2 separate regions of the Homo sapiens genome follow, and region 1 is linked to region 2. Evidence: read pairs that join two places in POLR2A ChIA-PET (ENCODE). Cell type or tissue: K562. All regions are shown on one strand. Each heading gives the region's core, and the rest is flanking DNA. Links, peaks and the distances in the headings are about the cores only.

Region 1 (5,363 bases), core at 240-5,239, 490 kb after region 2:
GAGGTCAGGAGTTCGAGACCAGCCTGGCCAACATAGCGAAACCCCATCTCTACTAAAAATACAAAAATTAGCCGGGTGCAGTGGCGGGTGCCTGTTAGCTCAGCTACTCGGGAGGCTGAGGCAGAAGAATAGCTTGAATCTGAGAGGTGGAGGTTGCAGTGAGCCGAGATCGCGCCACTGCACTCCAACATGGGTGACAGAATAAGACTCTGTCTCAAAACAACAACAACCAAAAAAAAAAAGAGGAAAGAAAATGAGGCAAAGAAACCCTGGGCTATCTCTAAGTCTCTAGTCTTTTGAGCCTGATTCCTTCCCTGGCAGCTGTGTCCTGAATTTGAGGAATGAGCCCCTGGGGGCAGGATTGGCCCAGGAGCCTCAGGCTTATCTCAGAACAGTGGAGCTAAGATGAGAGTCCCTGGGACGGAGCGGGGGCTGCGGTTGCCTGCAGGCTGGAGGAGCATTTTGAGCTGGAAAAGGCACGAAAGCTGGGGGGAAGGCACATATGAGAGAAGGCCTGAAAAGCAAGGCTTCCCACCAATTCACACTCACACTTCCAGGCTGGGCCCCTTTGGTGTCTGCAGCCCTTTCTGCCCCTGTCCCTGTCACTTCCTTAGAAAGGCCTGCCCTGACCACGCTCTGAGATTCTCCAGTAACCTTCTTCCATTTTCTTTTCTTTACTTTTTTTTTTTTTGAGGCAGAGTCTTGCTCTGTCGCCCAGGCTGGAGTGCAGTGGCGTGGAGTAGCTGAGATTACAGGTGCGCGCCACAACAGCCGGCTAATTTTTGTATTTTTAGTAGAGATGGGGTTTCACCATGTTGGCCAGGGTGGCCTAATTTTTGTATTTTTAGTAGAGACAGGATTTCACCATGTTGGCCAGGCTGAACTCCTAACTTCAGGTGATCTGCCTGCCTCGTTCTCCCAAAGTGCTGAGATTACAGGCGTGAGCCACTAGGCCCTGCCATAATGCAATTTTTTTTTTTTTTGAGACGGAGTCTCGCTCTGTCGCCCAGTCTGGAGTGCAGTGGCGCGGTCTCAGCTCACTGCAAGCTCTGCCTCCTGGGTTCACGCCGTTCTCCTGCCTCAGCCTCCCGAGTAGCTGGGACTACAGGCGCCCGCCACCACGCCCGGCTATCTTTTTGTATTTTTAGTAGAGATGAGGTTTCACCGTGTTAGCCAGGATGGTCTTGATCTCCTAACCTCATGATCTGCCCGACTCGGCCTCCCAAAGTGCTGGGATTATAGGCGTGAGCCACCGCGCCCAGCCCATAATGAAATTTTTTTAAGAGACAGGATCTTGCTCTCTCGCCCAGGCTGGAATGCAGTGGAGTGATCATAGTTTTATTTATTTATTTATTTATTTATTTATTTATTTATTTATTTATCTGAGACAGTCTTCTTGCTCTGTCACTTGGGCTGGAGCACAGTGGCCCGATCTTGGCTCACTGCAACCTTCGCCTCCCGGGTTCAAGCGATTCTCCTGCCTCAGCCTCCGGAGTAGCTGGGACTACAGGCGCGTGCCACCATGCCCGGCTAATATTTGTATTTTTAGTAGAGACAGGGTTTCACCACGTTGGTCAGGCTTGGTCTCAAACTCCTGACTTCAGGTGATCTACCTGTTTCAGTCTCCCAAAGTGCTGGGATTACAGGCATGAGCCACCGTGCCCGGCCTAATGTAATATTTTAAAAACTAATGCAAAAGAATTTCTGATGAGCAATATATAAAGACTTTAAATAAGCTGGTCATGGTGGCTTGTGCCTATAGTCCTAGCTACTCAGGAGGCTGAAGTAGGAGGTTCACTTGATCCTGGGAGGTCGAGGCTGCAGTGAGCTATGATGGCACCAGCCTGGGTGACAGAGTAGACTCTATGTTAAAAAAAAGAGGCCAGGTGCGGTGGCTGATGCCTGTAATCCCAACACTTTGGGAGGCTGAGGCAGGAGGATTCTGGGGTCAGGAGTTCGAGGCCACACTGGCCAACATGGGGAAACCCCGTCTCTACTGAAAACACAAAAATTAGCTGGGCATGGTGGTGGGCGCCGGTAATCCCAGCTACTCAGGAGGCTGAGGCAGGAGAATCGCTTGATCCCAGGAGGCAGAAGTTGCAGTGAGCTGAGATCGCGCCATTGTACTCCAGCCTGGGCGACAGAGCGCGACTCCATCTCATAAAGAAAAATATTTTAAAACATTTCTAAATGTTGATGTCTGAGTTTTTTTTGGCGTCCCTGTAAATTTTGTTTTCCAGGCGAGAACTTTACTGGCCTCAACCTATTCCGGGTCCCCAAGTGAATGAAACCTAAGTTTGGCCCCGCCCACAGAGCAGCAGGCCACGCCCCTCGACATATCAGCCCCGCCCCCAGGACGCTAGTCGCGCGGTCGCTCTGTGCCTGCAGACCCCCGCCCCGCGCGCTCCTCGCGTCACTTCCGGGGCGGTGGTGAGAACGAGGCTCACTTCCGTCCGTGGGGGGAGCTGCGGCGGTGGCGGTGCAGGAGGCCGGGCAGGGGTGCGGAGGGACCGACGGACGCACGGGCGGGCGGCCGGGAGCCATGGAGCGCGGCCCTGGGGCCCGGGGGCGCGGGCCGGGGTGGTGAGTGCCGGGCAGGGGCGGGGGCGGGCGCGGCCGCGCGGGGTCCCGGGCCGGGCCTCGAGGGCCTGACAGCCCGGTTGGACGTCCCCGAGACCCCTGCAGTCCCAGGGCTTCCGCGGGTCCTGCCCGAGGAGCCCAGAGCAGGGGCGCGGACCGCGGATGAGCGTCTGTGATTGGGAAAGCCCTGTCCCCATCCATTCAGCCCTCCGGCGTGGGTTGCGCTCCCACCCTCCTGCGGACGCGGCCCTTGCCTTCGGGGAGCACCCGTCCGAGCCGCGGATTCCGCTCTTTTGCCCCGAAACTGCCCCCAGTCCGACAAACGCTTCGGCCTCTCGCCCCCCAAGGCAGCTCCCAGGGGCCCTCCCGAGCCCTGCTTCCCAACCAGCTCCCAGTCGCTGTTTCCCTTGTCAGGCTTCTTCCTGCCACCCTGACTCCTGGGCGGGCTTCCCGGCCTCCGCTCGCGTCCGTTCTCCGGGATGCAGCCCTTCTCCTATGTTGTCCATCGCTTGCTCGGGACTTCTTCGCGGCCCCGCCATTTCTCCCAGGATGAAGTGCAAACTCTCGGGGGCGCGACCTCACCCGTCCCAGGCTCTCTCTTAGGACCCTTCTGCTCACTTCTTCCTCCCAGGGTCTGCTCTAGCCAGGAGCCTGCTCTGTCACCTCGGATTTTGCTCCTGCTTGTCCCTCTGTCCCATCCCCCTGTCACCTGGCCCGTTTGTCTGCCCTCTGATATGGCCGCGCCTCCCCCCAGGCGGGTTTCCCACCCTGACTGGTTGAGTGAGGTGCAGTCACCGTCTCCCATATGTAGGTCATCTTCCAGTATTTTGGCTGCTCGGTTGCTTGCTGGTCCTCAGAACACCTCTAGCTTGCAGAGGGTTGCCCAGTTAAGTGCGTGGGAACGGAATTGGTGGGATTCAGGGTGTCAAGGGTGTGTGCCCAGTGAGTGAGGCGTCTGGGTTTGCACTCCCCAGTCCACGCCCATTAGTGACACTAGGGAGGTTCCAGGTACCTGTGGCTGGAGAGGAGAGGAGACTAGACTTTCCCTTCCCTGTCAAAGCTGGCGGACCTTGGGGATTCTTTTCCTCCTGTGCTTCCTCCTTAATTCTGTGCTGCCTACCACCTGCCCATTCCTTTAGTGAGTGGCAGGTCATGGTCCTGCTCTCATAGAGTTTCTGGTTTGGAGGTGGGGGGAGATCTGGCCAAACGTGTGAAAAATACAAGCTGTGGAAAGAGCGTGTAAGGGGTCCTGTCCCAGCTTTGAGGACTCTGAGAGCGTTGGCAGTGAGGTGCAAAGGGTGGTTGGGTTGGGCAAGGCTGTCTAGTGAGGTTGGGGAAGGGAGTTCCTGGCAGAGGAGCAGAGGCAGGAAGGGGCAATTTGGCTTGTCTTGAGGGAGCCAGGAGTGGCAGGGTGTGAGATGAGTGAGTCTGGAGAGGTCGGCCTGAGCCGGAATGCGGACCTGGCAGGCTGTGGGGAGGGCTTTGATCTCTATCCAGGGAATAATGGGAGGCCCCCAGGACACCCCAAGAGGGAAGCGGCTCCATTGCATTTGTGTCGTGAAAGATTGTTTGGCTGCTGGGGGAGAATGTCCTGGAGCAGGTGATCAGCAAGGAGGGAGGCTGTTGCTGTGGCTCTGGTGAAAGGTGATGGAGGCAGGGACCGGGCGGTGGCTGATGGGAGACAGGCAGAGCCACCGGGCTGGTGATGGACCGGCTCAGATCCAGTGGGTGGAAGGAGGTGTCAAGGATAACATCTTTGTTTCTGGCCTGGATAGTGGGGCCCTGGCCACCTCGGTGTGCCCCTTCGTCTCCGGGGTCTCCAGGGGCCTGCTGCTGTCCACTGGGCTCTCAGGACCCAGCTGCATGATGCCACCTAAACTGCAGGGCCCTCCAAGTCCCCAGCACCAGCGGGGCAGCACCGGTAGGGCCTGGACCTCTTTGAGAATATGTTGAAAAGCTGACATCAACCTCGACGCTGTGGATGTTGGGCCTGATCATTCTTTGGGGTGGGTCTGTCCTGGGCACTGCAGGGTGCTAAGCAGCCTCCACCCAGTCCCCAGTGGTGACACCCAAAACTGTGTCCAGACATTGACAGGTGTCTCCAGGAGGGAGACTCGCCTCCATCTGAGAAGCAGAACCAGCCTGACAGTCCACCTCCCGGCTGAAAAGTGCTTGCATGTGCGATTTGCCTTCCGCCTGGGAGTCTGGGGGCACTGGGATGCCATCCTTGCCCCACCCTGGCTTTCAGAGCTCTCTCCTCTCCTCCTCGTGTGCCCATGAGTCCGGCTCACAGGAACGTGGGTCTCACATCAGGTCCTGAGGGAGCAGGTGTGTTTCTGGGCCTGAGGCTGCTCCTTGGTAGTGAGGGTGTCCCCACGAGCCGTGTCTGTGGCGCCTGCAGCTGCCTGCATGTCCATCTGTGTCCACATCTGCCTTTGAGCCTCATCTTCCTGGCCCCACGGTTTTCTCATGCTGTGACCCAAAAGCCAAGCATTCCAGGGTGTTCTGCTGAAATTGAGTTGTGAGCGTGTCTCTCTCCTCGCTCCAGTCTGAAGGAGAAGCGTGGTCGGTAGATAGACGTCTCAGACCTTCGTGTTTTCTTCACGTCTGTCTGTTGGCAGGTCCTTACACTATTGTGGTTGCTTTAGCAACTTAGCTGTTGTCGACTTAATGTGTTTCATGACGTTCTGCAGCAAGGAAGAAGGTCCGAGTTTCCACTCTCAATCAGGCACCTTCGTTCCCCTCCCCCCTCACTTGACTTCCTGTGGGGTGTGTGGTGTCTG
Region 2 (5,363 bases), core at 81-5,080:
GCACCCAGCCTTGGGTATGCTTTCATTAGCAGCATGAGAACAGACTGACACAGTGTCCCGTCAACACTTACAGGGACCAATGGTCCCAGTTTGCCCAGGACTGTCCCTGTTCAGCACTGAAAGTCTCATGTCTCAGGAAACCACTCAATTCCAATCAAACCAGGACAGTTGTCACCCTATAAGTAATGCCTAAACACAGTTGTCTGAGTCTATTTTTGTCCTGCTGTAAAGAAATACCTGAGACTGGGTGATTTATAAGGAAAAGGGGGGTCAGGTGTGGCAGCTCATGCCTGTCATTCCAACACTTTGGGAAACCAAGGCAAGAGAATTGCTTGAGGCCAGGAGTTTGAGACCAGCCTGGGCAACATAGTGAGACCCCATCTCTACGAAATGTAAAATTTAAAAATTGACCTTTCATGGTGGTGCATGCCAGTAGTCTCAGCTACTCAGGAGGCTGAGGTGGGAGGGTTCATCACTCGAGCCCAGGAGATCGAAGCTGCAGTGAGCTATGACTGTGCCAGCCTGGGTGGCAGAGGGAGACCCTGTCTCTGCAAAAAAATTGTAAAAATTAGCCAGGCATAGTGGCACATATCTGTAGTCCCAGCCACTCAGGAGGCTGAGGCAGGAGGATCACTTGAGCCTGGAAGGTCGAGGCTGCAGTGAGTTATGATCACACCACTGCACTCCAGCCTGGGTGACAGTGAGACCTTGTCTCAGAAAAAAATAAAGAGAGAGAGAGAGAAGGAAGGAAGGAAGGAAAGAAGGAAGGAAGGGAGAGAGGGAGGGGGAGGGGAGAGGGGAGGGGAGAGGGGAGGGCAGGGGGGTAGGGGAAGGGGTAGGGGTAGGGGAGGGGGAGGAGAGGGGAGAGAGGGGAGAGGAGAGGGGAGAGAGGGGAGAGGGGAGGGGAGAGGGGAGAGGGGAAGGGAAGGTGAGGGGAGGGGGAAGGGGAGAGGGGTGGGGGGGAGAGAGGAGAGGGGAGAGGGGAGAGGGGAGGGGAGAAGGAAAGAAAGGAAGACCAGGTGTGGTGGCTCATGCCTGTAATACCAGCACTTTGGGAGGCTGAGGCAGAAGGACTGCTTGAGCCCATGATGTTGAGACCAGCCTGGGCAACACAGTGAGACCCCATCTCAAATACATACATACATACATACATATATACATACATACATACATACATACATACATACATACATACATACATACAGTAAAAAAAGAAAGAAAGTACGAGGAACTGACATATGCAGGACTGAAATGTGAGCCGTCACAGCCGGTGGCCATTAACAATAGAGCCAAGAGCCCCAGGGACAGCAACTGTGGGACACACCTGAACTGTCTCCAAGCAGAAATGACCAGCATGCGGATAGCCAGGAGTGGGGATCTGTGAACAGAAAGGGACTCAGGAGAAGCCAGCGTGAGGGAGCCGCCCACCCGTGGCCACTCCAGTTTCTCGGGTTCTGGGCACACTGGGCCAGACACGCGCTGGTGTGCCTCTGCCCCGGCGCGACCCTGCCTGGCCTTCCTTGGAGGCCAGAGAAATTGCATCCTGGCAGCTGGCAGGCCGGGTGGAGAGCAGGCAGAAATCAGGCGGCAGAATCTTCCTTTGAACCAAGCAAAGGTCAGAAAGAGCCTTGACTCCTTGGTACAGAGAATCTGACAGTGTCTCTGGGTACGTTCCTAGAAATGCATCTTGGGGCTGGACACAGCGACTCATGCCTGTAATCCCAGCACTTTGGGAGGCCAAGGAGAGCGGATCATTTGAGGTCAGTTTGAGATCAGCCTGGCCAACATGGTGAAACCCCATCTCTACTAAAAATACAAAAATTAGCCGGGCGTGGGGGCACATGCCTGTAATCCCAGCTACTCGAGAGGCTGAGGCAGAAGAATCGCTTGAACCTGGGAGGCAGAGGTTGCAGTGAGCCAAGGTCGTGCCACTGCACTTCAGCCTGGGCAACAGAACAAGACTCTATCTCAAAAAGAAAAAAAAAAGAAATGACATCTCAGGTCGGTCCTGTGGCCACAGAATAATAACTCTGACATCCAGGTCCTAATCCCCAGAATCTGTAAATGTGGTGCCTTCCATGGCCAAAGCGACTCTGCAAGTGGGACTGAGTGAAGGGCATGGAGATGGGAGATAATCCTGATGATCTGGCGGGCCTCATATCCCCACAGTGTTCTCATGAGAGGAGGTGGGAGGGTGAGGGTCAGGGAGACTGGAAGAGGCTGTGCTGCGCTGTGGCTGTGAAGGGAGAGGAAGGGGCCCCGAGCAAGGGATGTGGGTGCCTCTAGACGCTGGGAAAGGCGGGAACACATTCTCGCCTGGAGCCCCCAGGAGGGACCAGCCCTGCCCACACCTTGACTTTGGCCCAGGGAGGCCCATCTTGTTCCAGCAGCACCAGGAAGCCAACACACGCTCCCTGGGGACAATGCTACTCGATGCTGACTTCGGAGAGAGCCGAATGGTTTACTGGGCATCTGGCATCTTTACAGGAGGAACACCCTGCAAATGGGAGCTGCCCAACTCATAATATCCAGATCCTCACTCATCCTGAGACTTCCAGGAGTCCCAGCAAGGCAATGAAATTCTCCAGGCCTCAGTTTCCCCAGGTCGTTGATCTGCTTTGTCCCTTCAGTTGTAATTTTCTAGGGTATGTGTTTTTTGTCTGCCCAGCATCCCTTTCTTCAATGAAGGTCCACCTCATCCCTGCTGTCCTGGTGGGGTGGTCGATCATGGTGCTAGCCACCAGGTCTGCCAATCACAGTGTTTACTCCCTCTCCCCATCAGTGATGATTGGTCCATACTGAACACAAGCCTGCCAATCACAGCTTCCACCCTTCCATCTCCAGCCAGTGATTGGTCCACACTGGACCCTGGCCTGCCAATCACAGTTCCCACCCCTCCATCCCCATCAGTGATTGGTCCACACTGGACCCTGGCCTGCCAATCACAGTTCCCACCCCTCCATCCCCCATCAGTGATTGGTCCGCACTGGACCCTGACCTGGCAATCACAGTGCCTACCCCTCCATCCCCATCAGTGATTGGTCCACACTAGACCCTGACCTAGCAATCACAGGGCCCACCCCTCCATCCCCATCAGTGATGGACCCAAGAGGTTGCATATGACCCAAGCAGGACACCAAGTTCTTTTGGATCCTTGAGTTTCAACTTTATAAAACTGTCACTTTTTAAGACCAAAGTCTATAGAACAAGATCAGTTTCTTATGGTTCAACTCACAGAAGCAGGGACGGAGACGCCTTCTTCCCAGTGGGGCTCCTAAACTGCCACGTGTAGACGTGGGGCCATTGGCCTCCATCTTGGTGGCCAACAGAAGGAAAGGATGAGGTCAGTGCCGTGGAGGAAGAGACCAAAAGGGGATAGAGTTGGAGGCAGGAGTCTCCACCAGGGAAGGACCTCAGCAGACACCAGAGTGAGTCAGGCGCAGCCCCGCCCAGCACCAGCTCCTCCACGGGACCTGTTTCGTCGTGGAGCCAAGTTCTGTGCCCCCTGGTGCCAGGATATGTAGTTTGTGAACAAACCGAAGCGGAGAGCAGGAACTTCTACAGGGATGGTCCCTAAAGGAAACGCTCTTCCCCTCCTTTGCTGCTGTCTGGAGAAGAACACAATACAATCAACACAACATCAGGCTTATCCACCGTATGCACTCGGCGCCCACCTCACCAAGGCCACAGAGGCTCGTGGGTAAGGGGCCAGAGCCAGCCGGTGGTCAGAGGAGAAACCTTCCTCCAAGAACCTCTTCCAAGCCTGGTTAGGGGCTCCCCAGAGACAACCAGAGCAACGCAGAGGCCTCCAACAGGGTCTCAAACAAAGACCCTGTTTTTGAGGGGTGTTTTTGTTTTCTTTTTTTTCTTTTTTTGAGACGGAGTCTCGCTCTGTCTCCAGGCTGGAGTGCAGTGGCGCGATCTCGGCTCACTGCAACCTCCGCCTCCCAGGTTCAAGCAATCCTCTAGCCTCAGTCTCCCAAGTAGCTGGGACTACAGGCGCCCACCACCACACCCAGCTAATTTTTGTATTTTTTAGTAGAGACGGGGTTTCACCATATTGGTCAGGGTGGTCTCGAACTCCTGACCTCAGGTGATCCACCGGCCTCGGCCTCCCAAAGTGCGGGGATTACAGGCGTGAGCCACCGCGCCCTACCTCTTTAAAAAAAAAAAAAAAAAAAAAAAAAAAAAAAAAAAAAGATTGTTGAGAGAAATCAGCATGAAATTAATGGACAGGCAGGACTTTGAGCCTCTCCTTGTCACCGTGAATACAAGAAAAAGGAATCTTTGGTGCTGATGTAATAGCTTGAAAAGCAGTGAAGCCGCGGAGGGGTCAGAGCTCTGTAGCTCGGGAAAATGTTATAAAGCACTGCCCAGATTTGCCCAATGTACAGAAACTTCTAGACTCCTCTCAACTCCTCAAGGATAGACACGAGCCTTCTTTACCTCTCTGCCTTGCTCAGATCTCCCTGTAAAGCACTTTGCAAATAGTTGGTACAGACAAAAGCATTTGTTGCTTCAGTGAAAAGCTGACAAGTTTCCTAAAGAATAAATCAGCATGGTGTGTATTAGTTTCGCAAAAAGTTGGCTGAAAACCTCCAAGCTGCAACCTCCCTAGGCCACGTGTACGGCAAAGAAAGCAAAAGTTGGCCGGGCACTGTGGCTCATGCCTGTAATCCCAGCGCCTTAAGAGGCTGAGGCGGGTGGATCGCTTGAGGCCAGGAGTTCGAGACCAGCCTGGCCAACATGGCGAAACCCCGTCTCTACTAAAAATACGAATATTAGCTGGGCATGGTGGTGCATGCCTGTAATCCCAGCACTTTGGGAGGCCGAGGTGGGTGGATCACCTGAGGTCAGGAGTTCGAGACCACCCTGGCCAACACGGCGAAACCCCGTCTCTACTAAAAATGCAAAAATTAGCTGGGCATGGTGGTACACGCCTGTAATCCCAGCACTTTGGGAGGCCAAAGTGGGAGGATCCCTTGAGGCCAGGCGTTTGAGACCAGCCTGGCCAACATCACAAAACCCTATCTCTACTAAAAATACAAAAAATTAGCCAAGTGTGGTGGCGTGCCTGTAATCCCAGCTACTTGGGAGGCTGAGGCATGAGAATCACTTGAACCCGGGAGGCAGAGGTTGAAGTGAGCCCAGATTGCTCCATTGCACTCCGGCCTGGGCGACAGAGTGAGACTGTGTCTCAAAAATCAATAAATATATAAAAATAAAAAAAGAAAGCAAAAGCTGAAGGCTGGATTCATCCTGGGTGAATTACCCATCTCATTATAATGCAAAGTCCATTTTAAACCCAAGTTTCTGGCTGGGCGCAGTGGCTCATGCCTGTAATCCCAGCACCTTGGGAGGCC

What was found. Peaks named below come from ENCODE experiments on the same cell type or tissue, not always from the same donor. Only the 100,000 strongest peaks of a DNase experiment are listed, where the experiment ranks them.
Region 1: POLR2A ChIA-PET joins it to region 2 with 9 read pairs; 2 of 35 experiments call an interaction of 5 or more read pairs at or near these places.

Annotation. Positions count from the first base shown.
Region 1 is chr19:1,882,572-1,887,934 of GRCh38, reverse strand. ABHD17A (abhydrolase domain containing 17A, depalmitoylase) reads left to right here and starts at 2,439. Exons shown (of 5, transcript NM_001130111.2): 1 at 2,439-2,583. RefSeq lists enhancers at 1-355, 356-860 and a silencer at 3,027-3,174. In K562, for the core only: no CTCF peak of the experiment used is centred there; a DNase peak (open chromatin) is centred at 2,384; H3K4me3 peaks cover 1,879 bases.
Region 2 is chr19:2,373,085-2,378,447 of GRCh38, reverse strand. The region is part of intron 1 of TMPRSS9 (transmembrane serine protease 9); the gene reads right to left. Among named protein-coding and RNA genes, the nearest start is that of TMPRSS9, 16 kb to the right of the region's middle. RefSeq lists an enhancer at 1,496-2,008. In K562, for the core only: no CTCF peak of the experiment used is centred there; a DNase peak (open chromatin) is centred at 3,007.